Regions from separate parts of the Homo sapiens genome. Here region 1 is linked to region 2. Evidence: chromatin loops called from intact Hi-C (ENCODE). Cell type or tissue: endothelial cell of umbilical vein. All regions are shown on one strand. Links, peaks and the distances in the headings refer to the core of each region. The heading gives the core; the rest is flanking DNA.

The links. A loop is a pair of places that touch in the nucleus more often than their neighbours do. Peaks named below come from ENCODE experiments on the same cell type or tissue, not always from the same donor. Only the 100,000 strongest peaks of a DNase experiment are listed, where the experiment ranks them.
Region 1: it touches region 2 in a loop (2.2-fold over the local background); 2 of 110 quality-filtered maps call a loop at or near these places.

The regions. Positions count from the first base shown.
Region 1 is chr4:42,296,924-42,309,667 of GRCh38, reverse strand. It overlaps LOC105374428 (a long non-coding RNA gene), which reads left to right. Exons shown (of 2, transcript NR_134668.1): 2 at 10,357-10,656. Among named protein-coding and RNA genes, the nearest start is that of SHISA3, 94 kb to the left of the region's middle. RefSeq lists enhancers at 7,167-7,216, 6,962-7,256, 6,751-7,283. In endothelial cell of umbilical vein, for the core only: a CTCF peak has its summit at 7,057 (motif pointing right); no DNase peak of the experiment used is centred there; H3K27me3 peaks cover 618 bases.
Region 2 is chr4:42,352,553-42,365,296 of GRCh38, reverse strand. The region is part of intron 1 of LOC105374428 (a long non-coding RNA gene); the gene reads left to right. Among named protein-coding and RNA genes, the nearest start is that of SHISA3, 39 kb to the left of the region's middle. In endothelial cell of umbilical vein, for the core only: no CTCF peak of the experiment used is centred there; a DNase peak (open chromatin) is centred at 5,486; H3K27me3 peaks cover 171 bases.

The DNA.
Region 1 (12,744 bases), core at 2,800-10,799, 57 kb after region 2:
TTGGTTTTGTTGAAATGCATTGTGATGAGTGACTGCTTTTATATCTTAGAAAATATCAATATTTACCTTAAACTTACAGTTTAACTAAAGGAAAACAAAATTGATGAATTAACTGTCACAGAATACATGGAGGCTGCTGTTGCGTTCCTACCACACAGCCCCATGAATGGGAAAAGGGGCCTATGACGCTTTATACTCTCCCCAGCTGGGAGACATTTCTGGCTTCCTCTTCGTGTTTTTGATTTTTTGTGTCCCATCCATTGACCACATGGGATGGGCTTGTAGACACTAGTAGTAGACACTAGACCATCTTCTTTCCTTCCTATCCCATGTGGGTTCTTCTCTACAAATATGCCAATTAGACTGGGCACGGCGGCTCACACCTGTAAGCCCAGAACTTTGGGAGGCCGAGGCAAGGCAAGCGGATCGCTTGAGGTCAGGAGTTAGAGACCAGCCTGGTCAACATGGTGAAATCCCATCTCCACTAAAACTATGAAAATTAGCCGGGCATGGTGGCAGGTACCTGTAATCCCAGCAACTCAGGAGGCTGAGGCATGAGAATCACTTGAACCCAGCAAGCGGAGGTTGCAGTGAACCAAGATTGTGCCACTGCACTCCAGCCTGGGCAACAGAGCAAGACTCCAACTCAAAAAAAAAAAAAAAAACCAAGTAGGCCAGGCATGGTGGCTCACCTGTGTAATCCCAGCACTTTGGGAGACAAAGGCGGACAGATCGCTTGAGTCTAGGAGTTCAAGACCAGCCTGGGCAACATGACGAAAATCGGTCTCTACAAAAACAAAAACAAAAAAAACCAGGTGTGGTGGCGCATGCCTGTAGTGCCAACTACTTGAGAGGCTGAGGTGGGAGTTTGAGGTTGCAGTGAGCTATGATCGCACCACTGCACTCTAGTCGGGAGCTGGCCTCTTCTCCCAAGTGAGCCAATCAAATTAAATACTCTTCTTTTTAACACCCAAGGAAGGGCACGTACAGTGGAGTTCTGGTCTGCGTGGGTAGAGGGAGGGCTTTCTGATGAGAGGAAAAACGCTAGGTCTGAGTCTGAGGGTGTGCTGGTGGCAGTGGGAGTGATGGGAGGGAAGATGTGGCACCAGGCTTGAGGGACATCCAGGCCAGGACTGGACTGCACTGAGTGCCAGGGCAACAGCTTTGGATGTATGCAACTTATTCCCAAATAGTTCAGAAAAATTTACATATATAAATATATGTATGTATGTGTACATACATACATACATATATGTGTACATAAAAAGAGGAGAGAGAAATCTGAGCCCAGGATGTCAAGGCTGCAGTGAGCTATGATTGTGCCACTGCACTCCAGCGTGGGTGACAGAGTGAGACCCCACCTCAAAAAAAAAAAAAACACGTCAAGTACAGTTCCAGGAAAAGCCAGCCAGATTGCTACTACTTCAGTTTTCTTCCTTTGCTCAGCACCAGAAGAACCATTCTCATACTTAATTTGAACTACCAGGATCTTCAAGTATTTAAATCGTTATATTCTAACAAAGTCAGCTGTAGGCTAATTGTTGCCCTATTTTCCAGCTGATTTCCACAAGACAGCAAAGATTCACTGAGGTTCAGGCCTGGAAGAGATGGCAGAGGCCATGGAGTCTAAGTGGCTTTACCAATGAAAAGACTGCCAGGTACGGTGGCTCACACCTGTAATCCCAGCACTTTGGGAGGCCGAGGTGGGTGGATCGCTTGAGGTCAGGAGTTTGAGTTCAGCCTGGCCAACATGGTGAAACCCCATCTCTACTAAAAATACAAGAATTAGCCAGGCGTGGTGGCACGCGCCTGCAATCCCAGCTACTTGGGAGACTGAGGCAGGAGAAACGCTTGAACCCGGGAGGCAGAGGTTGCAGTGAGCCGAGATCGCGCCACTGAACTCCAGCCTGGGTGACAGAGTGTGACTCTGTCTCAAAAAAAAAAAAAAAAAGACCAAGGAGCTCAATGTTTGGTGGAGCCAGAAGGAGGACTCACCCTTCTGACTCTTGGTTCAAAGCTCTTTCCATCTGTATGAGAAGTTGCCTGAGTCTGTACTTTTGGTTTCTAGTCCACTTACTCCTTAGCAGAACAGATCCATCCTAGAGAAATTTTAGGGAGCAAAATGGAGTAAAAAAAAAAATACCATGCCTACTTGAAATAAAGTTGCACTATAGTTTGCACTAGATAGAATAAAAATATTGAAAGAGGCAACTAATCTAAAAAAAAAACCCATACAAACAAAATCTACTTCCTTTCATATCATTAAAAACAGAACATTCTTACTGCGAAGTACAGAGAAGAAAATTAAATTAACCCATAATCGCATCACCCACAGACTTGTTAGCATTTTACTTTATTTCCTCGAAGGATTTTTTTTTAAATCCATGCATGACCAAAAAATGTAACTTTATATATATATATATGAAAAAAGTAACATCTCAATTTTGGAAATCCCTAACATATTAAAAATATTACTGTACTATACTCAAAAAGTTATAAAATAGAGGGATGGAAAAGAAAAGATAATATCTCACAGTTTCAGGGATGAGATGTAGGTACATCGGTTTTCTGCAAAGGAAGGAAGGATTAAGAGAAGAGGCTTGCTAATGTGTGGGGACTCATATGGGATTCTGGAAAGGTGTCCTTTCAGTATGGGGTGGTCGCTCCGGTGTTCCAGGAGCACATGGCTGTGTCTGGTCATTGAACGTTCCCAGGGCTTGTGGGTCATTTGGACAGCAGCCAGTGACAGCAGCCGGCAGATGGGCAGCTAATAGCCTTCCTTCTCCAGTGGCCCAGTGCCAGGGGACCATTACCCACACCTGAGTCTCCCCCCAGCTGGAGAGAAGGCAGGTCATCCCATTGCACTGTGGACTTCAGTTTGGGTCAGAGACAAGGACAGGCTCAACAGAAGGTCAAAGTGAGCACTGACTTGGCTAAGAGGTTCTCTGTGTTCTCATCTGTAAAAACATGACTCAAGAAAGGAACTGCTAAGCCAATCATCCAGAACACTAAAAATAGAATTCTCTACTGAGTCCTAAGCCAGAGCCAGGTCCTGGGCAAGTATGCTTTATATCCAAAACACAGTGTCCCTAGGCTGAGGAAGTGATGTATCCCATTAACACAGATTTCAGTGAGTTGGGGATCATGGGCTTATGCAGCAGTTGAGCTCCTCCCCGCTCCCGGTGACCCCAGGGATAGGAGTAGGGGGCTCACCCATGTCAGGAACAGTTCCAGTTTCCCTGATGAGGAGGAAATATGGCGTCATGGCTAAAAGTAGCGACTCTGGCATCTGACCGTCTGGATTCAAATCCCAGCTCTACTCTCTGTAGCATCGGGAGAAGTTCCTTAATTTCTCTTTGCCTCTATTTCCCATCTGTAGACTGGGGATAATAAAAGTACTAGTGGTAATTGTCACAGGGTTGTTGTGACCATTAAAAATGATAATGTGTATAAAGTGTTTGGCAAAGTACCTGGAGCTAAATGCTCTATAATTTCTAGCTATTACAGTAATTAAGGGTCACCGCCACCCACATACCATCCATGTTCCTCTCCTCTCAGCATGTGCACGTGCACACACACACACACACACACACACACACTAATGTCCCCAAATCCCATGAGAAGGCTGATCGCCAGGCACAGCCATCTCCCACAGAGCACTGTGGGATCCAGGGCACAAACTACAGCACTAGGGGAAAAGAGGCTCTCCCGGGCCTCAACTGCTGTTCTGGTACCTAGAGTCTCACAAAACCCTCCACACACATAGGAACTTCAGGGTTTGCGCTCAGTCTCTCTCTTCTCTTTCATTTCTACTGAGTCTCAACTGAGTCCTTCTTTCATGTGACACCTCTGAGCGGCTCTCATGGCTCCTCGGTGTGAATTAGAAAAGATACTCATGCCACCCAAGCAAATGCAACCCTGTGGCCAGATGTCAGCCCACTTGTCCCTTTGGCCAGGCCCTCTTGTACTCTGAACACCTGGACCTTGTGGCCTGAATGGCAGAATGGAGCCCACGACATGGCCTCTCCTTCATTTCTCTTCTCTTCCTCTCCCCTTCATCAGCACCCTACCCAGAACAACTTCTCCCTTCTCCCTGAGCCCCCTCCTGAAACAACATCAACAAAAAGCCTTAATGTGTATCAGCTCATGCAAATAGATATTTGGGTGGAGTAGGGGATATCATCCGTCTACACATGAGAATTATCTAGAATGTCAGTTAGGGACCAGCCAGAATACCCTACTAATACATGATTATCTTATTTAATCCACCAGGCACCCTCATGAGTAACTTTTATCATCTTCCATTTTAGAGATGGGGAAACTAAAGGCCAGAGAGGTTAAGTGACCTACCCAATGTCACACAGTATAAGTAATGGGGAACATCAAACCCAGGTATGTTTTACTGTAAAATCTACCCTCATAACCACTAGTAGGTTCATCATAGCTAATATGATCCAACTTCCCAACGGTTAAAACAAGAGCTACTCAAAGCAATCAAATATTAAGATGTAATCAGATATTATCAAAGCAGTTATACAAAGAATACTGTGAAGTAAATAAAAAATGAATCAATATATTTATCAAAAGTGATCAAAGTATAATTATGATGGGTAATCAAATCAATCAAGTATTAATATGCATTAGCATTTTCAACATCTAATTATAGAGCATATAATCAAAATATAATGGTGACAAGGGTAATAACAGTCACTCTTTAAAATTGCTCATCTAAAAATTCAACATTCTTATCCAACCGGAGACAAATCCGAACTCTAATGAATCTGATGGGCATCACTCAGAATCCTTCCCTGGTCCCACGAGGACCCCTCTAATTAGAGTGCTCGTATCATTTATCCTTTACATTTTGAAACTGAAAGAGGACTCTATTAATAATTACATCAGATCAGTCGGTCCAGGCAGACACAAACATATGAACACCTTACCTGTAATAAGCTCTGTTCCCAAAATTTAAAAAAATTGAACCCAAATTTTAAAAAATAATTATTAAGTCCATATTTTGTGTGGAACCGATGCTAGATATTAGAAATACAATTGGCAGCAAAATATCATTTCAGGCTTCATATTTTCTGTTAGGAAACACAGACAAGTAGATCTTAGAAGTTAAGCTCCAATGCAATAAACTTCACAAAACAGAATGCTATGGAAGCACATAGAGAGAATTGTTGCAGTTATCTATTGCTACACAAAATACCATCCCAGAACATACTGGCTTAAAGCAATAACAATTTTATTACATCTCATAAATGTTGTGGGTCACAAATTCAGGCATGGTTCAGCTGGGTGATTTTTGTGTTAACCGTGGCATCAATGGGGGTCACTCAGTGTCATCCATTTTGTGGGTGGGCTGGTCTGGAGAGTACAAGATAACCCAGTTACATGTCTTGCTCCCTGGCAGAGATGGCTGGAATGCTGGATCTAATTGGAATTGTCCCCTAGAGCACTTACATATGGCCTCTCTACCATGGTGGCCTTGGGTATTTGGATTTCTTACACAGCAGCTCAGGGCTCCAAAAGTGAGCATTCCAGCAAATAAGGTGGAAGCTGCATGACCTTTGATGACCTGGCTTTGGAAGTCACACCATTTCACTTCCACCATACTTTATTGGTTGAAGTAGTCATGAGTACACATCAAGGAGACGTGACATAGTTTCTACCTCTTTGGAGTGAGTGTCAAATAACTTGCAGCCCAATTTAAAAATTGCCTCAAGAACCAAAGCCAGATTTTGAGGATAGAGGCAGGATTCTATAGCTGAAGGATGACTAGGAATTAGCTCACAGAGAGAGGGGAAAAGGATAGGTGGAGTTTTGCAAAGGTCCCCAAGATGAAAGAAGGCATGGATTGTTTAGGAAAGTGAAAGTGGTGAAGCAGGGCGTGTAAGGAGAATGGAGAAAGAATTTGCACTGAACAAATGCGTGAGATGATGATACCGAATTCAAAATCTGGCGATGTTTGAGTTCAGGATCTGGCACATAAAAGATGTTCAATAAATGAGAATGAATGAAGAAATGAATGAAAGAATAAACAGAGTGAAAAGAGAAGGTGGTCTAACATAATGCTTTCAGACTTATTATTTTTTTTTTTTTTGGAGATGGAGTCTCACTCTGCACTCATCACCCAGGCTGTAGTGCAGTGGTGTGATCTTGGCTCACCGCAATCTCCGCCTCCCGGGTTCAAGCGATTCTCCTGCCTCAGCTTCCCGAGTAGCTGGGATTACAGGTACCCGCCACCATGCCCGGCTAATCTTTTTGTATTTTTAGTAGAGACGGGGTTTTGCCATGTTATCCAGGCTGGTCTCGAACTCCTGACATCAATAGATCCACCCGCCTCGGCCTCCCAAAGTGCTGGGATTACAGGCGTGAGCCACTCTGCCTGGCCTGGACTTTCTTTAACAGAAACCTTAGGAAGAAATACCTGTTGTATTTTTTATGTGTATAGTTGTGATATAGTACATCACAGCCTAATACACAAAAGCACATACACACATTTATATGTGTTAAAGTTTCAAGAAACAATATTAACCTGTATTATGGGTAATACACTGTGACATCCAATCTGTTCCCTTCAATTCTATTTCATTATTTTCCAAATGCGGGTCATAATCCACGGAATTGGTTCAAGGCTCACCAAGGCTTTGAGACCAGTGAAAGACACTCGTCTAAAAGAAAGAGAAAAGCTTAGAGACATGAGGGTCAAGTCAAGTCCTGATTCCATTCATTGTGATTTGAGCAAGACACACTTACCTACTTAGTTCCATAATATGTATTTCACAAAGTTGTTTTGAGATAAACAAAAGGTGCAAAAATGTCACTGAAATCTACAGAGCATAAAGTATAAAAGTGTCCTTTATTTTCTATCTTTCTTTTTTTAATATCCTGCAAATCTGACTTTCTGCGAGCGTCATGATTTTCAAGCAGGGAATGGGGCTGGGGGTCTCCAGGAACTGGATGGGAGGAGAGTAGACAGCCAGTTATTCTCTTCGCCTGTCAGGTCAATTCCCCACCCTTCTCTTCCTCTCCCCTTCTCTGTGGATTGCATCACCCAGCCTGCCTGGTCTTTGGCTTCCATTTTTATTTGACCACTGGGTGGCACCGGCGGGAAATCAAAGGACAGGAAGAAAAAGACATTGGAGTGCTGAGCCCTCTGTTTTCTCCCGGCCTGGCCACATCTTGGCAGTGGCTGCATTCTAATATGACCACAGCTTCTGCCTTCCCAATTCTGTAACATCATCCCCCACCTCAGCTTCTTCAGGCCTAGGAAAGCAGTAGCCCCACTGTGGCTAAACCTGGAGAGCTTCATACCCCCACTCCTCTCAGTAAATAACCTCGTCACTAAACCCTTTTCCATTAGACCCTCTGAGAGTGCCAGGTGTCTCCTGTGTGGTCTGACTGACCCAAAAGGTCACGTGAAAATGGGCCTAGGACCCTTTGTATTTGTGGACATGGGAACCAAGGGAGAGAATCAAAAGGCTGGGGTGACATCATTGTTGGGCATCCTAGACCTTCAAAACGTGTTTATCCTTCAGGTCATCCTATACTGACTATGATGTCAAAGCCAAAGGTTAAGTCCTGCTTCTCTCAAAACTCCCAAATATCTCCCACCTCTGAACTATTACCTAAAATTCCTTTAACCAAAGACCAAGTGTTTAATGGGGTAAACAGACATTAAAAACTTTAAAATATGAACTTCTTCCAGAGGAAACCCATTGAAGTGAACATGTTCTGGTTTCAGTTGGGGTTAAACCTCTCGTCTCGGTGCTTTTGCTCCCTGAATGATCATGACCTTGAGAAGGATGTGTGTGTGTGTGTTGGGGTAGGGGGGGGCGGGTGCTGTGGGGCAGGGGATAATAAGAGACACTGTGATGTTGCGATATAATAAGAAATATATATATATTGGTCTTTCTCTCTTTCCTGGCACACAGCTCCTAAAACCCTTGGAATCTGGGAAGAAATAAGGGTTTATTTGTGTGCTAAGGAGAAGACTGATGGCTGGGAGCTCCTGGATTCCTTCGGGATGGGGGCTGGTTGGATAGGAATCAACCATGTGATTAGAGGGCTGGAACTTTCAACCCCATCCCCAGACCTCGGAGGAGGAGAGAGTAGCTAAAGGTTGAGATGATCACCAATGGCCAGTGATTTAACCAATCATGTCTAAGTGATGAAGCCTCTATAAAAACCCAAAAGTACAGGATTCTGAGAAATTACAGGTTGCTGAACATGTGGAGGTGGTGGAGGGTGGTGCATCCAGAGAGGGCATGGGAGAGCTGTGCCCCTACCCCTGTAACTTGTCCCATTCATCTCTTCCATCTGGCTGGTCCTGAGATGTATCTGTTGGGGCTCACAAAACAATGCCCCAAAGTATGGTGTTTTGGCATGCTGAGTGCTTTGAACTACAGGAGAATCTCTCTGACCTCCTGATCCCCTGCCTCTCACCCCTCCTTCCCTCCCGAGGCCCTCTTGAAGCACAGGGAGGTGTTTTCTCTGCAATTTTCCGTCTCTGACTAAGGGAAGTTCCTCCAGAATGAATGTGGTTGCCGTGAACCTCCTCCCTGATCTCTACATTAACCAGAGAAGATTAATTCACACAGCAGGAGACTAGAGGACTCATCTCCCAAGACACCACGCCTGGACAGACTTTTCACCTGTTCTTCTGAGGGCAGCTACCTGAGAGATTTTATCTGCACAATGAGACAATCTTTATTCAAAATGCAGTCTCTCCCCTCACCGTCCAATAGTTTTTCACCACCACCCTCCAGGAACCTCCAAGCTTCGATTTCTTTCTGTAGTTCAAGCTGTTATTTAAGCTTCAAGTATCTTGCCCTTTTTTGAATCTCATACTTTGAGATTCTCCCATGCATATGCATGTTATAAATTTGCGTGCCTTTTCTCCTGTTCATTTGTCTATTGTCAGTTGATTTTCATAGATTCAACTTATCAAACCTTCAGAGAATAGAGGAAAATTTAAAACTCCCCTACATATCCTTTTATAATAAATGGGTAATACTAAGTCAATCACTTTCCTGAGTTCTGTGAGCAGTGGCAGCAAATGATTAAAACTTAGGAGGGGGTCATGGGGATCCCTGATTTATAGCAAGTATGTCAGAAACACAGGTAACAGTCCAGGCACCGTGGCTCACATCTGTAATCCCAGCACTTTGGGAGGCCGAGGCAGGTGATTCACGAGGTCAGGAGTTTGAGACCAGCCTGGCCAAGAGACCAGCCTGGCCAATATGGTGAAACCCTGTCTCTACTAAAAATACAAAAATTAGCCTGGCGTGGTGGCATGTGCCTGTAATCCCAGCTACTTGGGAGGCTGAGGAAGGAGAACTGCTTGAACCAGGAAGGTGGAGGTTACAGTGAGCCGAGATTGTGCCATTGCACTCCAGCCTGGGCAACAGAGTGAGACTCTGTCTCAAAAAAGAAAGAGAGAGAGACAGAAAGGAAGGAAGGAAGGAAGGAAAAGAAAGAAGAAAGAAAGAAAGAAAGAAAGAGGGAGAAAGAAAGAGGAGGGAGGGGAGGAAGAAAGGAAGGAAGGGAGGGAGGGAGGGAAGGAGAAAAGAAAGAAAAAGAAAGAAAGCAAGAAAGAAAGAAAGAAAGAAAAGAAAGAAAGAGGGAGGGGAGGAAGGAAGGAAGGAAGGGAGGGATGGAGGGAGGGAGGGGGAGGAAGGAAGGAAGGAAAGAAAGAAAGAAGCACAGGTAACAACTTGGACTTGTGTCTGAAGTGAGGGCAGTCTTGTGGGACTGAGCCCCTAACCTGTGGGATCTGACACTATTTCTAGGTGGATAGCATCCTTTCTCTTGGTTCCTTTTTTTTTTTTTTTTGAGCCAGGGTCTTGCTCTGTCACCCAGGCTGGAGTGCACTGGCACCATCATAGCTCACTGCAGCCTCAAGTCCCCAGGTTGAAGCGATTCTGCCACCTTAGCCTCCCAAGTAGCTGGGACCACAAGTGCACATCATCACACCTGGCTAATTTTTAAAAAAATTTTTGTAGAAACAGGATCTTGCTATGTTGCCCAGGCTGTTCTTGAACACCCAGGTTTAAGCAATTCTCCTGCCTCAGCCTCCTGAACTGCTGGGATTACGGATATGAGCCACCATGCCCAGCCAATAGCATCAAATTGAGTTACATTGTATGACAATTCAGTCAGTGTCTTCCACAAAGTGGAGAATTGCATGGTGTGGAGGGAAAGCACATACATTTTGGTGACCAGAATTGCAACAGTATAGGAGAGGAAAAGTTTTTTTTCCCAGCAAGCATTGAAGACAAAAAGATATCAAAACAAAGCTAGACTCTGGGAAGACAACCAGATGATGATACAATTCTGCCTCCTACCCAGGTAATCTTCTCATCTGTGAGGATATGGAACCCCAACCTCTTCCTGGACACCTGATGATCTGCTTGTGATGGGCTCAGAGTCTTGAAACACAGAACTATGAGCTCATCTCATATCCCAATCCAGCAGCATGGAAACCTCAGACTGCAAGGCCCAAGACTGGCACTTGTTCTCTCCCAACTCTTTTCTTTCTCTCTCTCCTTTCTTTTATCCCTTAATTCCTTCTTGCTTCCTTCCAAGATTTATACTATTACCTTTTAGGCAAAACATCCTGAACATGTAAAATAAACTAATTAAAATCAAGTCAATTTCCCAACTGTTATTTGTTAAGCCTATGCAAGATGTCAAATTTTAGTCATTTGCATACCTAGTATGCAATTTTTTCTATTCTGTGGGCCACGAGTATTCTTTTCTCTAAGTCAACTAATTCTTTAACTTAAACCCTGTTTAAGCTTCATCCTGGCTGGGTGTGGTGGCTCACGCCTGTGATCCTAGCACTTTGGGAGGCCAAGGCAGGTGGATCACTTGAGCTCAGGAGTTTGACACCAGCCTAGCCAACATGGTAAAACCTCGTCTTTACTAAAAACACAAAAATCAGCCAAGCATGGTGGCATGCACCTGTAATCCCAGCTACTCAGGAGGCTGAGGTAGGAGGATCACTTGAACCTGGGAGGTGGAGGTTGCAGTGAGCCAAGATCGCACCACTGTACTCCAGCCTGGGCAACACAGCAAGTCTCCATCTAAAAAAAAATAAAAAATAAAAAGTTCATCCTAAATAAACACATGAGTAAAATCACAGATTTGGTTAACTTGTATTTTTTTCTTATTACACATTAAAATAAATATATTAAATATATTTGTAAAACATATAATACTGTGAATATATAAAAAGAAAAATATTTGTTGTGTGCTACTTAAAATCACCTCACTTATCACAGATGGTGCATATGCCACACTTTAGAATTGTTGCCCAGTGAGATATTTTTTAGGAGTACAAGGCACAATCTTTGCTGTCACAGAGCTTTACATCTGGTAAGAGATAAAGGGAGAGGAAGATTTCACAGCAGATGGATACATAGTGAAAAGGCAGACTATAGTTAAATCCCAAAGCGTGTGGCCAAGGCAGGAAAGAAAATGAGAGGTCAGAAAAATAGAGATGCCAGTGGGGGAGAGAAGGGCTGCAGGCCAGGAAGGGTGAATCCATGCTAAATGTATTGATTTAGAGTTTACATTTAAATCTCCAAAGGTTCCCCAGAGCTACAGGACAAATGGCCAATTTCTCAGCACATCTGCCCCCTCATGATTGGCCTCTGACCATCCTTGTGGGCTAATCTCCCAGCATGTTCCTGGACAGTCTCTTTTGCAAACTGCTTATTCTTCTCCAAATTCACCATCTTCTCCCTCCACAGTACATCCACTCACACTCTTCCTTTTACCTAGAAAACTCTCCAAAACCTCTGTCTTTTTTGGTCGATTTCTTTATTATTATTATTGTTATTATTATTATTATTATTTTAGTAGAGACGGGGTCTAATGATGTTGCCCAGGCTGACCTCAAACTCTCGCCCTCAAGAGATCCTCCCACCTTGGCATCCCAACGTGCTGGGATTACAGGAATGAGACACTGCACCCAGCCCTTATGGTCAATTTTCTTTCTTTTTTTTTTTTTTTTGAAATGGAGTTTTGCTCTCTTTGCCCAGGCTGGAGTGCAATGGTGCAATCTTGGCGTGCTGCAACCTCCACCTCCTGGGTTCAAGCGATTCTCCTGCCTCAGCCTCCCAAGTAGCTGGGATTACAGGCATGCACCACCACGCCTGGCTAATTTTTGTATTTTTAGTAGAGACAGGGTTTCTCCATGTTGGTCAGGCTGGTCTTGAACTCCCGACCTCAGGTGATCCACCTGCCTCAGCCTCCCAAAGTGCTGGGATTACAGGTGTGAGCCACCATGCCCAGTCTGGCCAATTTCTTTTCTTTTCTTTCTTTTTTTTTTTTTTTGAGACAGGGTCTCTGTCACCCAGGCTGGAGTGCAGTGGCACGATCTTAGCTCACTGGAGTGTTGACCTCCCGGGCTCAAGCAATCCTCCTGTCTCAGCCACCCAAGTAGCTGGGACTACAGGCATGCACCACCATGCCTGGCTAATTTTTAAATTTTTCTGGAGAGACAAGGTCTCATTGTGTTGCCCAGGTTGGTCTCTAATTCCTGGGCTCAATCAATCCTTCCACCTCGGCCTCACAAAGTGCTAGGATTACAGGCATGAGCCACCTGTGCGTGGTCCTTTTGACCAATTTCTTTTAAACTCAGTTCAACCATCCCATTTTCTCTTATGAATGCTTGTCAGATTTCACAGCACTCTTTTGCAAATGAGGAAATGTTACTTCCTCTGGCTAGTC
Region 2 (12,744 bases), core at 1,851-9,850:
AGGTGGGTGGATTGCTTGAACCCAGAAATTCGAGACCAGGCTGGGCAACATGGCGAAACCGTCTCTACAAAAAATACAAAATTAACTGGCCGTGGTGGTACACACCTTTAGTCCTAGCCACTTGGGAGGCCAAGGCAAGCAGATTGCTTGAGTCCGGAAAGTCAAAGCTGTAGTGAGCCAAGATCCTGCCATTGCACTCCAGCCTGGGTGACAGAGCGAGATCCTGTCTCAAAAAAAGAAAAAAAGAAAAAAAAAAAAGAAAGAAAGAAAAAGAAAGGAGAAGAGGAGAGGGAGGGGAGAAGAGGGAAGTGGAGGGGAGGGGAGGGAGGAAGGAAGGAAGGAAGGGGAAAAAGAGAGAGAGAGAGGGAGGGAAAGAGAAAGAGGAAGGAAGGAAGGAAAAAAGAAAAAGAAAGAAAGAGAAAGAGGAAGGAAGGAGGAGAAAGAAAAGAAAGAAAAAGAGAAAGAAAGAGAAAGGAAGGAAGAAAAAAGAAAGAAAGAAAGAGAAAGAAAGAAAAGAGAGGAAGGAAGGGGAAAGAAAGAAAGAGAGAAAGGAAGGAAGGAGGAAAGAGAAAGAAAGAAGAGAGAGAGACTGGAGGGATAATATCAAAATGCTGGCAGCAATTATCTTGGGTTATTTTCTTTCTTGTTGGTACTCAAAACTGTTTTTCAATATTTATTTAACTGGCATGACATGCATTACTTCTAAACTGGGGAGACTCTTATTCATAAATATAGTATTCTGTTTTAAATAGTATTCTGTTTTAAAGGCATCTGAGAGATGTTCTATTTCAGTGGCTCTCTCTGTGAAGTGTGGGTGAGGGTTTTCATCTTGACCAGGCATTTAGGGCCAGATATGCTAATGATATTGAAGTCCTTCAGAGCAAAGAATTTTCCCACCCAAACTGTTCTGGCAGCCTTATTGACAAAGTTGCATCTGACTCACCTGTTTTACATCAAGGAAACTGAGGTCCAAAGAAGTGACAGCCCAGGGTAAAAAAGCAAGTTAGTTCTAAGTCAAAACTGGAGGCTAGCTCCCTGATTCCTAGTTCAGGACTGTCTCCATTTTCCTACTTCATGGAAAAGCTGAGACTTGAGGTGGGTTAGGAGAATGGTAGTATAGTAGGCTGAAAAATGACCACCCAAAGACATCAGGTCCTAATTCCTATAAACTTTACCCTTTACCTTATAAAGGAAAAAGGCTTTTGCAGATGAGATCAAGGATTGTGTTACTCAGTTTGGGCTGCTGTAACAAAATACCATAAACTGGGTGGCTTAAACAACAAACATCTATTTCTCACAGGTTTAGGGGTTGGGAGGTCCAAGATCAAGGTGCTAGTAGAATTGGTGTCTGGTAAGGGCCCTCTTCCTGGTTTGCAGATGGCTGCCTTCTTGATTTATCCTCAGGTGGTGGAGAGAGATCTCCCGTCTCTTTCTCTCTTTATAAGAGCACTAATCCCATCATGAGGCACCCATCTTCATGACGTCATCTAACCCTAATTATTTCCAAAGGCCCCACCCCAAATACCGTTACACTGGGGATTGGGTTTCAACATATGAATTTGGGGGAGACACAAACATTCAGTCCATAGCAAGGATCCTAACATTGAGAGATTATCCTGGATTATCTGGGTGGGCTCTAATTCTAATCACAACTGTCCTATAAGAGACAGGGAGAGATAGATGATACAGACAGAAGAGGAGGAGGCAAGGTGACCATGGAGGCAGAGATTGGAGTGGTGCAGCCACAAGCCAAGGATGGCTGACAGCCACCAGCAGTTGGAAAAAGCAAAGGAACAGATTCTCCACTAAGCCTCCAGAGAGAACACAGCCCTTCTGACCTCTTGATTCAGCCCAGTGAAAAGGATTTCAGATTTCTGGCCTCCAGAACTGTGAGAGAATACATTTTTGTTGTTTTAAGCCACTGGGTTTGTGGTAACTTGTTACAGCAGCCACAGGATACTAATAGAAGTAGGATTGAACAAGGCCCCATGAAGCATATTCTGAGATGGGCATGGGGTCTGAAGAGTCATCATGAGCAAAGGAAGGATGCTGCGAATGCCTGTGCCCTCAGGGAACATAAAAAAGATGAGTTTACTACTGAAACTGGTGTACACAGAGCACGATGGGAAAATACACCCTTCTTAAATTGTCTCTTTTAATTTTTCAGCATTTCTGAAAGTTAACAAATTCGGGGCATTTAATTCAAAATTGTCAGAAAGCTTGGTACAATATGCTGATTTCTATTGCTTTTCTGTATTTGCTTTCTGTGAAATATAAACAAACTACATACACTAAATATATAAGAAATAACAAGTTTAAACCTCATGTATACATTTCTTCCCCACTGAAAGGCAATTTACATAAATCATAAGCATAAACAACATCTGTGTATATCTCCAGTAATATATTAAGTGATGACGATGTTCTCTTTAACCAAAAATGTACTTATGCATTCAAAATTACCATTTACATAGCATTTGGGAATAAAATACACGTTTTTGAATGGAAATTATCCTAGTGTGCTTAAAAATATGTAAACATGCCCTAGATCTATCAGAGTGGTATTTCTGAAATATCACACATGTTCAAAACTTACCCAAGTAATTATGTTTTACAGCTTTTAAAATGGTATGTATCTCTGAACACACACACCACATACACACACGCCACATACACACATATTCCACATATACACACATACTCCACATACACACACATACACATGCACATGCACACACACACACACACACACATACTCCACATGCATATGTACAGAGTCCAGAGTTCAGGTTTGAATATAGTATTTGTGTGATTCCTTCTTTAGATGATTAAGACACTGAGAAGTTTAATCAACTCTTCCAGGAATACAACGTGCATCTTTCAGCAGTGGTGAAGTGGTACAGGTTTCTTGCACACTATCTGAACCCCAGGGACTAAATATCTTACTCATTCAGGTTTCTGAGGCCTGTATGCAAGGATATAGAAGGAGCAGGCTTGGAGACACCAGTCTCACCATTCACAAAGCCATCTTCCTGGAATGAACACCTTCAATTATAGATGGCATCAAACCACAAGGGTGAGAGGCTGCTTACCTGGAGTATTTCTCTTACTTAAAAAGAATTTTCTCCATTCTCTTCCACCTCTTCTACACCTACCCTGTCCGAGTAAATTATCAATACTCTTTCTTCTCCAAAGACCATCTTCTTGGAAGAGGCAGGGTAGTGTAAGCATCCTGGTTAAGTGCACAGGCTCTGAAGATGTATGGACCTGCGTTCAGGACCTGGCCATCTCACTTATTAGCAGCGCGACCTTGGGCAGGTTATTTACCATGTTGAAACCTCAGTTTCCTCATTTATGAAATGGAGAAAACTACTATAGAGCCAAACTTGCCCTGTGTTGTTATAAGGCTTTAATGAAGAGTTAGCACAAAATATGTGTATAGTGTGAGGGAAGGGTCCAAGAGCAGCTGGGTGCCTCCCCTCTGTCTCCAAGAAGAATCTTGTACTCAATACAGGATGTGCTGGCAGGTGCACAAATAGCATTACATGCAAAGAGCTCAGAGCACAGCCAGTGTGGCCGGTTCCTGCTGCGTTCGGCACATGCAAACCTCTCCTGGAACTGCTTAGCTACGCATGCTTCAGTGGCCCTCCGGCATGCACCCAGCTTTCTGTATTTCAGACCACAGGGGACAAGCGTTTCGGTCCTTCTACTGCAGCATGAAGTTGAAGTTGGCTGCAGAACATATCTGCTAGCCACGGGGGACCAAAGCATTGCAAGGGGCTGGATCTTGTGCACAGCCTCTTTCCTCTTGCTGTAAGTAAATGCTATACTAATTGAGCCTGGTTTGCATGTTGTCAGTTCTCAGCAACCTGAATCATGCACTGGTCTCTTCCCTGGTTGGTACTGATCTGCCTTTCGACCTTGGCCTCACCCACTTTCTCTGCTAAAGCGCAGACTGACCACTCAGTGAAACACAGCATAACTACTGAATAAGTGAGAAATATTTGTGAACTACATCACATCTAAATGGCAACAATGGTAAGAAGCATCACTGTTTTAGGTATCAATAATAAAAACACCCCAATTATACTATGACAAACTATTGATTTTAAGGTACATTCTGACTTCAGATACTAAAATGTGAAAGTAGTATGCAGCCTAGAACCCATGAAGTACAGTATTATTATAAGGAAAATAGATACCTGCATGAAAAGGCACTTAGTGCTTTCTCCAATTACATAGAAAAAGAGTTTTCTTACGGATGTGGACGTGCATTTAAATATGAGTATGCATGAACTTGTAAATGGCATCCAATTCTTAAATCCCCTCAAAACTATCCCTATGTCGTCACTTCCCACGATCACTCACTGTCATTTTTCCTATTTCCATTTGGTGACTGACTTTTGGTGCTATCAGCATTTAATTTCCCTTTGGACACCTTTTATCCAAATCATCTCCATTATTTCTCCCTTGCTCTACCTGTACTGTACCTTCTTCCTCCTACTTCAATGGGATTCCAAGACCAAAATCTCATTTTTGAAAAAGTCTTTGCAGTAAAAGCAAGTTACCAGATGATCAGCTTGTCCTCTAATGCTAGAATTTGTTCTATGTGATTAATTCCAGGGACTTGAGCCTTGAGTTCAGGCCTCCAAACACAGTGGGCAGGGCCCCCATCTTCTGTTCACTTTCCCCAGGAGCATCCCTGCCAGCTTCTCTTGGGGCTGCTTCTTCTCAAAGACGCCCCTTCACTAATAGGGGCTTTTTTGGGCAGTGGCTTTGCCTATGATTAATGATAATGAACCCAACTTGGACCTTTGGCTTTCTGGCTCTTAGCAGAGTAGCCAAGATATTTCTCTAAACTGAGATAGTTGGCTTCAGTTCTAATTAATGATCAGTTGTTATCAGCTTAGTTTAGACTGTTTGCTCTCTGACTTTTTGGCTGGGTAGCCTAAACACTTCCCAGATCCAAAGGGCTGGCTGAAATTTATGTTCCTTTTTTTGGCACTGTCTTGATAATTCTGATGCTTTCCCGGATCTGGAAAAAGATTTTAATTGTTTACAGTCTTGATTAATGGGTTTGCTGTTGCTTTGATAGTCCATCATTTATAATGATAAGAAACCAAAAACAAATGGGCATTTTATATTGCTCTTCTGGGATATTTTGGTCAATCCTTTTTAAGGAGTTACTGTTTTGTTTCCTTCCCTATTACCATTAAGTTACTAATAATTTCATTTTAATTGAACTTTAAACTATCACTATTTCCAACTCCCTTTCTCCCTGCAGTATTTCTTATGCTGTAGAATTTCTCACTGTTGTTTCAGCGAAGTCCTTTCTCAGAGTCTTCTGCTTGTATATCTGAAGTTAGCAGCTCACTGAGACAGTTTGGTTTCGGTTTGCTTGCAAACACAGGGCGTTCTTATCGCTTCTTTAACATCTATCACTAAGCTCAGTGAACCTTGTCTTCTTACTATCAAATAAATTAATTCCTTAGACTCCTTAATCATTCTTTGGTTAATTACCTCATTTGGCCAAGTAAATAATCCCGGTTTTAAAATGGAACCCCAAGTTCACTTTTACTAACAAGTTTTATTTCTGTACTATCAGCTTGTTATCTAAGTTCTAGTTCATGTCAGAGGTTCTTCTTGATATCCAGCTATTATTTATGAGGCTGCTGCTGTTATGAATTAAGGCAATTCTAACCTAGTCTAGATGGCCTCAGCTTTCCAAATACTTCACTTAGAAGGAAATATATGTTTTCTCTGCTAGAATTCTCTGCATCTGTTTTATTTGCTACCACAGAGAAAAGAATGAAAAAAGAAACAATACAGAGCATTAGAGTGAAGTGACAGTGTCAATTTTTTTTCTATTTCTAAGGTGATTTTTGCCCATCCAGTTCCATAGGACATTTTCTTGACAATGACACTAAAAGCCAAAGTTTGCTCTCAGTTATGTTTGATGCCTTCAATCAGCCGTCACCTGCCTTTACATTGATTGATTTCTGTATCCTGATTCAAATATCTGTATATATTTTTTGTTAGATGTTAATAGATATTTCAAACATGGAAGAAAGCATCTCTCTCTAAGTTCACCAATGACTTCCTTTTGGGAGAAATTCTAGGTGTTTTCCTCTAACTCATTCTTTTTGACCTCTCTACTGCAATTGATACTATTGATCCTTCACCCCTTCTGGAAGCCCTTTCCTCCCTTAGCTTCCATGATCCTACGAGGTCCTAGCTCTCCTCCTCCCTCTTCAATCATTTTTTTTCTGTCTCCTCCACAGATCCCCTCTTCATTCTCCCATCCTCTAGCCCTAGGCCACCCCAAAAGCCTGTCTTAGCCTTTTATTCCTCTGTCCCTACACTTTTCCCTCCAGAATGCATGGCCTCCTACAGGTTTACCCATCACCTCTATACTGATTGATTCCATTATCTCTAAGTTTTGTTCTCCCACCTGAGTTCTGATTCACATTTTTGTTTAGAGAATTTCCTCCTGAATACCCTGTTATCATCTCATATTTCACTTATCCACTTATTTTGCAAATATTTATTGCATGTCTATGAGGTGCCAGGTACTATGCTCAGCCCTGAAGTGATGATCAAAATATACCATTTCTCTCAAAGAGCTGAAAGCTCAGTAGAACTTGAGAATTCTATCAAATTATTTGTAAAGCAAAGCAAACAAAGCAGAACAAAAACATGCTGCACTTCTTTGTCCCCCAAAGGTGCTCTGTTCCTCTCTTTCCCAACTTTTTCCCTCTTTCTAATTAGTCCTTCATTCTCCCAGCCATCCAAGTTGTAATGCTTCATCTCAATTTTTGTGTATTAGATTTCTTCTGTAATAATCTTTCTAATGAACATCTCCAAATTTCAACAGCTTACAACAAGCATTGATTTCATATTTATGGGTCTGTCAATGAGTTGCAGCTCAGCTGGCCTCATCTGGAATGGGGTAGAGGAGGCAGGGCTTCATGTTGAGTTTGAGTCTTCAACTTAGATCTTCATTCTTGGACCCAGGGTGAAGGAATATGGCTACTGGGAGCAGGCTCTTCTCATGGCAGAGGGTGGAAGCTTCAGAAATGTGGGTAGACATTTGGCATGGTTTTCAAAGCCTCCTTTTTAGAGCCAGTTACAAGGTCAAGCCCAGGATCAATGGCACTTTGCCCCTTTACCCCCATGAAGTGAAAAAGAAGGAAAAGAGTGAATATTTGGTGAACAATCAATCATTTAATCTAACCCATATTTCTTTCTTTCATCATCAATAACAACTAACCAGCTAATAAGTCCTGTCAGTTCTTGCATCTGTGTGTCTTCTCTATTTATCACTTCCTTAGCCATCTATTATTCCTGCAGTTGTACAACGGGGCTTAATGCCTCGCCACATCTCTCTCCTTTTGATCTTTTTCTTTTCTTTTTCTTTCTTTTTTTTTTTTTTTTGAGATGAGGTTTCACTTTTGTTGCCCAGGCTGGAGTGCAATGGCGTTATCTCGGCTCACTGCAACCTCCGCCTCCCAGGTTCAAGCGATTCTCCTGCCTCAGCCTCCCGAATAGCTAGGATTACAGGCATGTGCCACCACACCCGGTTAATTTTTTGTATTTTTAGTAGAGATGGGACTTCACCATGTTGGTCACAGGCTGGTCTTGAACTCCTGACCTCAGGTGATCTGCCCGCTTCAGCCTCCCAAAGTGCTGAGATTATAGGCATGAGCCGCCGTGCCCTGCCACATCTCTCTCCTTCTAAAACAGAAACTGACAACTGTTCTCCAAAATGACTGTACCATTTTGTGGTATGTTTGTGGTGTACATTCCCACCACAAAGGTATCTTCACCAGCAGTCAGTCCGTCCTTCCTTCCTTCCTTCTTCTCTCTCTCTCCCCATCCCTCCCTCTCTCTCTCTTTCATTTCTTTCTTCTTTCTTTCCCTTCCTTCCTTTCTTTCTTCTTTCCTTTCTTCCTTTCTCCTCTCCTTCCCCTCCTCTCCCTTCTTCTCCCCTCCCTCCCCTTCCCTTTCCTTCCCTGCCCGCCTCCCTCCCTCCCCCTCTCCTCTCCCTCCCTCTCTCTCCTTTCTTTATCTTTCTTTTTTCTTTCTTTCTCTCTTTCTTTCTTTTCTTTTCCTTCCTTCCTTTCTCTCTCTCTCTTTCTTCTTTCTGTCTTCTTTGTCTGCCTGCCTTCCCATTCTAATAGATATGTAGTAGTATCTCACTTTGGTTTTAATGTTTTATTTTGTTTTGTTTTTTGAGACGGAGTCTTGCTCTGTCACCTAAGCTAGAGTGCAGTAGCATGCTCACAGCTCATTGCAGCCTCAAACTCCCAGGCTCAAGCGATCCTCCCATCTAAGCCTCCCTAGTAGCTGGGACTATAGGAGTGCGCCACCATGCCTGGCTAATTTTTGTACTTTTTGTAGAAAAAATATAAAACATCAGTTTCCCTATGTTGCCCTGGCTGGTCTCCAACTCCTGGGCTCTGGTGATTTGCCCGCCTCGGCCTCCCAAAGTGCTGGAATTACAGGTATGAGCCACCGTGGCCAGCCTCAATTTGGTTTTAATTTACATAACTCTAGTGAGTAAAAATGGTGTCTTTTCATAGATGCTTATTTACTATTCATGTTTATCTCCTTTGGGGAAATGTCTGTTCAGTCTTTTACTCATTTTTTAAATTCAGTTGCTTGTCTCTTTATTATAGAGTTTTGAGAAATTTGTATATGTGATAGATACAAATCTTTTGCCAGGTATGTGTTTGCAAATACTTCCTCAAATCCTGTGGCTTTTCTTTACTTTCTTTTAGTGACTTCTGTGGAGCAGAAATGTTTTATTTTGACAAAGTCCAATGTATCAATTTTTTTCTTTTATGGATCTTATTTTTGGTGTCATAGATAAGAAACAATTTGCATAACACAAGGCCACAAAAGCTTGTTCTTATTTGTTTTTCCTAGAAGTTGTATAGTTTTAAGTTTTACCTTCAGGTCTATGATCCATTTTGAGTTAATTTTTGTATAAAGTGAGACATATGAGCCAAGGTTCTTTTTTTTTTTTGCATGTGGACATCCAATTAGTTCTTCCTCTAATAAAACCTGCATACTTCTGCCAAAATTAGCTTCCCAAGCATCGGAATCTTCCTATGAGATGCCTGAACACAAAATTCAGAAGATGATCGAAGAGGTCTTGACTCATTTCTTTGTTTTTATCCTTGTCCTTCTGGTTTCCTTCACTCTCCTCCTCCCTCTGTAGTCCCTTAGGTCTTTTGGCTCTCCTCCTCCATCCCTGGCTTTTTCTATTTTCCTTCAACCCTCCTCCCCACTCTTCTCACACTGGCTTCCATTCAGGTTTCCCCTGATGAAGCTGGGGCAGGGAGCTACATAACCTGTGCTTATGAGGAAAGAATGAAAGGAAACATACTCTGCTGTGCAGACTTCAGAGTGAACCTTCTACAGACAAACAAACCTCATGAAACAGCTGAGAATTTCCTCCAACATCACATTATTTTAATAAATCAAATTAAATCTGAGTCCCAGGCTACATGCTATAAGATGGGAGAAATCTAATTAAAACAGTGTAATTAGAACAGTAGAGAGGAAGACAATACAGTCTAAATTTGCAGCATTTGAGAGTTTGGCTTGATTAAAAGGGCATTTGGAAATTAAGTCACAGGGATCTTTAGGTGACTGGACTGTAATGGCCAGCTCAAATCCGGCTTGTTGCTGGTGAAAAAAAAACATATAAAGAAAGTCACGCGGCTCCTTCCTGAGCCCAGCCATCTAATGTCAGCAACCACAGTGGAGATTACAGCTTATAACTTTCCTCTTATACATGCATCTGATTGGTGAGTAACTGAAAGAAACCCTGCTCCCCTTTCCTCCTGGACCATTGGTAAAATCTTCTTCTACCTGAACCTCTCATCTGCCCCTGGCAATCGGAACTCACCCTATTAAAACCTCTAATGAGGTTTACAGATTGGATGAATCACAAGATTGACATCTTGTCCTGGCCAGAGTAAGGAGATGCCCTTTTCTTGATTTTTTTTTTTTTTTGTCTTCTACTCTTATAATTAATTTGAAAACTCTTGTATAAATGTATGCCAATATGAACAATTGGACTGTTCCATACATGATCTTTTCAGGACTCTGGCTGAGGGGACATTATGTGACAAGACCCCTCCCTGCCTTCATTCCATGGAAAACAATTTCATTGCTGGGATTTTAGTGGAAGTTGACATGAAATGTAATTCTTCATTTTGAGAGAGGAAAAGAAATCTAAGTAGATTAAGAGCTGACTCATAATTGTGATTTACTTTGGCTTTTTAATTTGAACGTTTTAATTGCTTACTTTACAAATTGAGCTTTAAGAAAGTAAAATAATAAAATGAGATTTATAACTCTGTGTCTACCTTCAAAGGGCTGTGCTTGTGATTTCTCTAAGACAAAGAAGCCATATGCCCCTCTGCTTCCAATTATTCTTGCCCGCCTTCTCTCCTCATCTCTAATTTTCTTTTTCATCCTTTGTCTCCCCATGTGTGCACTTGAAGATCTTTCAGTGACTTATAATAAGTGTATCTAAAACAAGACTCAAAGGGAGAAGTACAGGTTGCTAGAGAAAGAGAAGCTATTCCAACTCTAGATCCTCAGGCAATTTAACGGCTTGCACAGCAGCCCCTCTGCCCTGAGACGGCCCAATCCTTAATCCTCAGATGCTGCCCCATCACCTTCTCCCCATTGTCCCTCACACTGTCTTTCCTTCCCTTCCTGAAACTTGCAACCCTTTCCCAGCCTCTGAGCACCCTGTTCTTTCTACCAGGACACCTCACTGCTGGCTCTCAGCCTGGCTGCCTCCTTCTTAACCTTTAAGCTTCAGCTCAAATTTTGCCTCCTCTTAGAGGCTTTCTAAGGAAGGTCTGTACCCACTACCCTGGTTTTTCTCTGTAAGTATCCTGTTTGTTTCCTTCACAGCTCATGTCACAATGTGTAATTGTCTCCTTTACTTTCTGGGTCTTGATTTCCCTTTCTGTTTGCCTTTGGTTTTTCTTCTGGTCTGTCTTCCATTCTGATTGTGAGCAAAGTGGGTAGGGACCAGGCCTTACCAGTAGAAACCATAGCTCCAGGGATAATACCTGGTGCATGATAGGTACTTAATAAACATCCATTTAGTGAGTGAATGTATGAATGAATGAATGAACTATCCTCTCCAGAATGACCCAGTCCACGAAGTTGCTCTGAGTAACTCTTCCCTGCTTTGATTCCAAACCCTACTCATCAAGAGTTCCAGAGAGGACTATTTCTAAGGTCAGACCCAGAAGAAGTTACCCCAAGGAAAACACAGGACAGAGTGAAACAATGCCTGGATCTTTTTTTAGTGAAAGGAATTTACTCAAATTGAATCAGGTGTCTAATATAGATAGCTCAACGCAAACCACTTTGGTTAAACAAAAAATAAATGATCCATAACCCATGCACAGGAAACCCTGGAGGCATCATGCCAACCTTAGCAAGATGGGGCACTGCCCTTAGCCTAGAATAAAAAAGAAAAAAATTAATGTTAAATATTCTTGAGGCCAAGTCTCTGAACAGCTGCAAAAGACAATGGTTTTCCCCTTATTGAACATTTGTAATTTTTGTTACTATTTTAATTGGTATGTAATAATTTTACATATTTATGGGGTACCGAGTGATATTTAATACATAGATACAATGTGTAATGATCACACCAGGGTAATTGGCATACCATCACTGCAAACATTTATCACTTCTTTGTGCTGTGAGCATTCAAAGTCTTCTCTTTCAGCCATTTTTTTAAATCTTGAGTTTCTGAAAGGTAGCTACTTTAAAATATTCATCTTTATTTCTCTATCACAATCCCTAGCATAGGAGTATATGCATAAGAAAATACAGATATTATAAAAATACTTGGCCCTTTAGTTGTATTTGTAGGTATGCTCCATTACTAGAAACAAATTCTTATTATTAGCTGATATACACAAAGTCCAGAGGATGGTGAGAAGTAATCCGTGTTTTCTTTATGGAGTTAGCCCATAAAGAGTTCATCTTGGATGAATATCTGAGAATGACCCTGTATCTCTGGTCTCACCAGAGATCTCGCCACTGATCTTTCCATCTGTTGTTCCCCTAGCCTTTCCTCCTGGGTTTATGCCTCAATCTGGAGAGTGATACCCCATCTTTACCATATGTTGCTAGAATAGGCTTTTATAGCTTAAGTTTTTTTCAGAGTATTGTATTTATAAGATGTGTTAGAATTGGGTTCAACTGCATATAGCATAAAGCCCCACAGTGGCTTAAAGAGAGACATTTATTTCTTTTCTAAAGAAATTGGAGGAAGGAGGTGCCAGGCTGATGGGGCAGCACCACATTATTAGGGGCCGAGGCTCCTTCAATCTCTCTGCTCTCTCACCTTCAGCCTTAGACCTTGTGATCCAAGATGGCTGCTGGACCTCCAGTTCCAAGCAGGAAGTACAGGAAGCGGGCAAAGGCAACAAGGGTGTGATGAACATGAAGCCAGCCCCCTTCGCTGAGATTTCCCAGAAACCTCACCCCCTGATTTCTGCTTGCACTCACTGGCCAATTCTATCTGCAAGGATGATAAGAAATATTTTATTTTAGCTGAGCACATTGCTGCCCAGTGTTCTATTACCATGAAAATAAGAGGAAAATGGATGTTGTGTAACCCAGAGGCTTGGTGCATGCATCAGAATCTTCTGGTGGCCTTATTAAGACACGGTAGTTCCCCCTTATTCACGGGAG